Linked DNA regions of Mus musculus: region 2 is linked to region 1. A link is a loop called in an ENCODE intact Hi-C map of the cell type or tissue named here. Cell type or tissue: gastrocnemius. All regions are shown on one strand. Links, peaks and the distances in the headings refer to the core of each region. The heading gives the core; the rest is flanking DNA. Region 1 has its middle 58 kb from the start of Gm23216. Region 2 overlaps Col5a2 (collagen, type V, alpha 2).

What was found. Peaks named below come from ENCODE experiments on the same cell type or tissue, not always from the same donor. Only the 100,000 strongest peaks of a DNase experiment are listed, where the experiment ranks them.
Region 2: it touches region 1 in a loop (14-fold over the local background); 25 of 42 quality-filtered maps call a loop at or near these places.

Annotation. Positions count from the first base shown.
Region 1 is chr1:45,626,536-45,629,360 of GRCm38, reverse strand. No RefSeq gene overlaps it. Among named protein-coding and RNA genes, the nearest start is that of Gm23216, 58 kb to the left of the region's middle. In gastrocnemius, for the core only: a CTCF peak has its summit at 1,310 (motif pointing right); no DNase peak of the experiment used is centred there; H3K27ac peaks cover 1,835 bases.
Region 2 is chr1:45,430,815-45,433,639 of GRCm38, reverse strand. The region is part of intron 6 of Col5a2 (collagen, type V, alpha 2); the gene reads left to right. Among named protein-coding and RNA genes, the nearest start is that of Col5a2, 71 kb to the left of the region's middle. In gastrocnemius, for the core only: a CTCF peak has its summit at 1,560 (motif pointing left); a DNase peak (open chromatin) is centred at 1,534; H3K27ac peaks cover 237 bases.

The DNA.
Region 1 (2,825 bases), core at 295-2,794:
GTACAAAAAAGAAAAATTAATCTTAGCCACTGTAGTCTTAAACACTCTTCAGGAACATCTAACTAATGACTAAGAGGATTGCACTTTAAATGTCGGATATGAGTCTACATGAGATGTTATTTATACAACTATATCTCACTAAGAATTTTTTTCTGAATAAAGTAGCCATTCAGGTGCAAATGAATAGAAAATGTTGCCTCCTACACAGAGATGTTTAGATCTTTTTTTCTACTATGAGAAGAGTATCTCATTTTTAATTTCTATGTATGTGTGCTTTGCCTGGATGTATGTCTTTGCACCACATGTGTGTAGTTCTCATCAAGGCAAGGAGAGGTCGTGAGATACAATGGAACTGGAGTTACAGATGGTTCTGAACTGCCATGAGGAGCTGGAAATAGATCCCCTGTCCACTGGTTGAGCGGCAAGTGCTCTTACTCTGAAAGCCAATTCTCCAGCCCCAGATATTTATCTCTTGACTGTTACTGAGTATTTTAATTATTTTACTATGAAAATTTTGTTCTGCAAAGGTCATTGCAGTGAGTTCTAAAGAAATAAAATGTGTAATATTTATATTTAAATCTCATGTCATTATCTCTACATTGAATTCTATTCAGTCTAATGGGGTAGCTGCAAATGATATTCAAATTTTGTGGATAAGGAAGAGCAGGCATAAAACTGAGCAAATAGTCTGAGACCATACAGCTACTCATGCTGGTGGGATTTGAAGTGGCTCATCTAAATCCAGAGTCTTAATCATATCTGTACTCTGAATCAATAGGAGTGCATAGAAGTTGCTTACCAATTCTTGTAAAATATTTTTTGAGTTATATGAACTTTTCAGAGTTATATGAAACCAATATTAGGTCATTTAAAAGCTCTAAGTTCTGGTCTTCTCACAAAGTTGAATGTCATTTTATCACTGATTTCTCTTTTGGGCAAAACGCAGAAGTACTGAGGAACTTCTTCAGATGGTCCCTTTTGCTCTTTCTCTAGGCAGTCATCACTGGTAAACAAATAGACTACACAGTACTCTTTAATTATTTCACAATTTTATTTATGAGCACACATCACTCTTTACCTTCAGATGTTTTCAAGATCAAATGGAAGACAGTCAAGTTCACTCTTTGTTATGTGCAGAGAAAGACAAAAGCTGGAATTATCTGGAATAATTTGGTCATGTACTTCTGGTCATCAGTATGTTACCACATGCTGCACTGAAAGCACGGAAGGGAAGCACTCAGCCTCTTTCTGTATGTTCATGACTCATGTATCCAGGTCAAGTCCCGCTGGGCACTTGTCACTTCATAAACAGCAGGGGGCAACCTTTCCTTTCTGATCTTTCTCTCCACAAAGATGTTCTTGGATTTTGTTGAAGTTCCCAGAGTTCTCTTGGGGCATGTGATACCCAAAGTTGGAAATTATTAAATAGTTTGGATTCATAAAGGGTGAAATATATCCCTATGTTCACAGTCCTCAAAGTATTTGAGAAATTCTTAGGTGAGTAAGTTTAAAATCCAAATAGCAAAACTGAAGTTAGTGAATTTGTTGTTAATTTACAAAGCTGAAGGAAAATATTTTTTGAAATAAAGTGACCCAACAATCCCCACAATTTCAAACAGTTTGCAGTGAGATGAGTAAAAGATGCCAATTTGACAACTATGAAGGTCTAACAGAATGCTTTCTGCATTTCTGCAGGTTCTATACATGTATGACTGAACTTCAATGTGGATTGCTTGTATGTGTGTATATATCTATCCCATAATCTCCAGCATCAGATGTTTTTCTTTTCTTGTCTTTCTAGAGGGTTTGCAACTTCAGTGTATGAAAGTACCAGGATTTGTATGGTCTTCTTTGTACCATGTGTCCTTGTCAAATGAAGTTCACACTTGTCTAACTGGAGAAGATTGCTTAGAGAGTATAAGACATGTTTTCCCACGAAACAAATATAGGTATCTTGGTATTATCCTAACTTAATATCTGATAGGTAAACATTCTTTTAAAAGTTTATCTTGTCTGTGTTCATTTTTAGACATAATAGCTAATAATTCTTACAAAGAAAATTGTAAGTCTAAAACTATTTTGTGTTTTAGAATAATTTTTTTCTTTGCAAGAAATAAAACATTTCTAATATTTTAAATTTTAAACAATCTCTGTGTTTTATTTTTGAACTTGGAAGAAAATACAAAGTTACTTATAAGAAACATTTATTCACTTAAAGTAAGTTTTTGCAGACTGCATTTTACTGTTGAATGAGTGCCATAAAGCCTTCTAAAATCGCTGAATCCTGGAACTCTATCTGTGCTGTGGAGTATCTTGTTTGTGCCAGTATCTCACTGCTCTCAAAGGTCCTTTCCTGGCTGCAGTTTAGTATGACTACCTCCTGTTTTTCTCTCCAAGTGCCTCCCATGGAAATTCTTGAAAAATAAAGCAACGTTTCAACCCACACTTTAATGAGTGGACTGGAATCTCTATTCCATTAGCTATCTCAGAAGTGACTCATAGAATTGTCTAGCCTGTGCTTTCCTAACATTTTCCATCCACTCTAAGTTATTTCTTCATCTTTACTACTTGAGTGCTTTACATATTTGCCAGCTGAAGAACTGGAAATAAATGAGATCTATAGTTTCAAATTTGAATGTGTTGTTTGGGCTTTTAAAATGAAGCCCTGGTGATCTAGTATCTGGCAGAAATACCTTCAGAAAATTGGGCAGTTAGAATACAAGTTACTCAGCTACAATTTGCTTACTGTGAAGGCAAGCCCATGCAGTCTACTGTTTTCTTTTGTATCCATTCCTTTATTTGTTACCATTTGTTTCTGTGGAAGC
Region 2 (2,825 bases), core at 7-2,506, 200 kb after region 1:
TTCTTCTTCTTCTTCTTCTCCTTCTCTTCCTCTTCCTTCTCTTTTTTCTCTTCCTCTTCCTCTTCCTCCTCTCCTCCTCCTCCTCCTCCTCCTCCTCCTCCTCCTCCTCCTCCTCCTCCTCCTCCTCCTCTTTCCAACTCTCCCCAAATATACTTCTCTGTTTCTTTGAGAAAAGAGCAGGCTTCCCAGTGATATCAACTGAACACAGAGTAACAAATGCAATAAGACTAGGCATAACCCCTCAGACCATGGCTGTATAATGCAACCTGGTAGAAGATTTTTCCCCACAATCAGGTAAAAGAGTCAGATGCTCTCACTCTCACTGTTAGGAGTCCAATAACAACAGAAAAACCCCAGTTAAACAACCACAGCATGTATGCAGATGCCTCATTAAGGCCTTGTGGTTGCTGCTTTTAGATTCTTTGAGCCTGGGCTAGAGAGATGGTTCAGGGATTAAGAGCACTGACTGCTCTTCCAGAGATCCTGAGTTCAAATCCCAGCAACTACATGTTGGCTCACAACTATCTGTAATGGAATCTGATTCCTTCTTCCGGTGTATCTGAAGATAACTACAGTGCACTCATCATATTTATAAGACAAATAAAATCTTTAGATTCTTTGAACCCTTGTGAGCCCTGTTTAGTTGATTCTGTAGACTCTGTTCTACTGGTGTCCTTCATCCCTCTGGCTTCTACAATCATTCCTACCCCCCTTCTTGTATGAATACATTCCTCTGATAGTCTGAGCAGTGGTAATATATGTGATTTGTAGTTTTTGCTGATTATCTTGGTATAAATACCATCACTAATTTCTAGCTACAAGCATATCACAGAATACTGATAGGTAGAAGATTTTGATTCATAACACAATCCTCCTTGGATATATTTGCTGGATTGAGGTCTTTACTGTCACAATAAGGAGTGGTATAAAAATAATTCCAGTTTCTAGTACTATCAAACAATACAAATCATTTACATCATGTAATGTGGTTTCTCAACTTTAACACTATAAAAGCCTTGAACCAGATAACTCCTTATATGTTGTGGGATTGTTGTCAGTTCTACCTACCAGATGCCAGTAGCAACCCTCATTTCTCTTCTAATTGTTGCAAATAAAAATGAATTGATGCTGCCAAATCTAGGCAAAATTGTACTGGATTGAGTAGTAGTAATTAGATAGAAACTCATGAAGCCAGTGACCACCATGATTCTGTCATCAAAAGTCCCTGGTTTAGAGTGTATTATTCAAATTGCTTCACACTCAAAGGTTTTTAGTCTAGAGTACATTATTATCCAGGTTACTTCATGTTGACAAACTCGTCATTTATCTGGAGATGAACATTCAATCATATGTTAAGTACAAATTGCATGTGACACCTAAGGAGTCACCTGTGCAGTGAAACATGCACCAATTATTGCAGCTGTAACATTCCATAATGTACCCATGTGAGTGGTTACGTGTGCAGGACTTTGTGCAATCAAACTGCTAACCCGCAGGAGGTACAAAGTTCTTGTGGAGTGTGCAGCTTTTCTTCATGTGAACGTTTAAAGTTTGCCACCTAGTGGCCATCCACAAGTACTTTTATGCAGAGTGCTGCCTGAGAGTATTCTGGGGGATGGAAGAAAAATGATGATACACAGAACATTTCCTTCCCCAACACAAAATTTATATGACTAACTTTAATTGGAAATATGAAATGTATTTTAATGTATCCCCAATTATAGTTTATTTTTATTTTCATCAGCAAAATGTCTACATAATGTTTTTCTTATTCTCATTAAATTTCATTTTGTTTTAGAAAAATTTCATAAATGTTTATTAATTTAAATCTCAAATTGTGCTAGACCAAAACACAATGGATATTTAAAGGCGATTCCAGGAGACTAGAGAAGAGTCCAAATCAGACCCAGCTTGGTATCTGATCCATCTTAACCAACGAATACATTAGCAGTTTAGAGAGTTAAACTAACCAGATCTCTTTTGGTTCACATAAAAAAATAAATATTTTTTTTCTGTTTTTTGGAACTGTTTTTGGAGTTAACATTTTATTTTATTTTATTTTTTTAAGATTTATTTTATTTATTATATGTAAGTACACTGTAGCTGTCTTCAGACACACCAGAAGAGGGCGTCAGATTTCGTTACAGATGGTTGTGAGCCACCATGTGGTTGCTGGGATTTGAACTCTGGACCTTCGGAAGAGCAGTTGGGTGCTCTTACCCACTGAGCCATCTCACCAGCCCCAACATTTTATTTTTGTTACCTTTTTTGTATATAATAACAGTTATCATTTAATAGTTTAATTGGGGGGCAGTGAGAACCATGAATAAGCTCAAGTACTTCTCCAGTGTTCTGGTGTAGAGGTAAAAGGTGTCTACACACTGTGTGATCCAGGAGCCTGACTCAAAAGCTGGAATCAGCTTGCTCATGCCTAAAGAAAGAGCTTAGCGAATTGCCAGTAGTTTAGGGGCAAGAAGGAGGTTGATTTTTTAAATGTAGAAATATTTTTCAAGAAGTTTTGAATTTTCTAGACTGACTTTTCTACCTAAATACAAAGGCATAAATGGCTTTTTTTTTTTTTTTTTGGCCCAATACTGAAAGACATGGATTCTTGAATATAGCAAAGTATGGTTAACCAGCTGCTTCAGCTTGTTAATATTGCTGCATTATTGGTCCTAACTGTGGGCCAAGAAGAGCTACCCTCTTGACTAAGAATTAGAAGCTTCCGTTATTTTTTAACAGCAGCATACCACTTTACTTAAACTCCATGTTTAGTGATAAAAGTGAAATTATCTGGTGACTAATGTGTTCTTCTCTTTCTTATC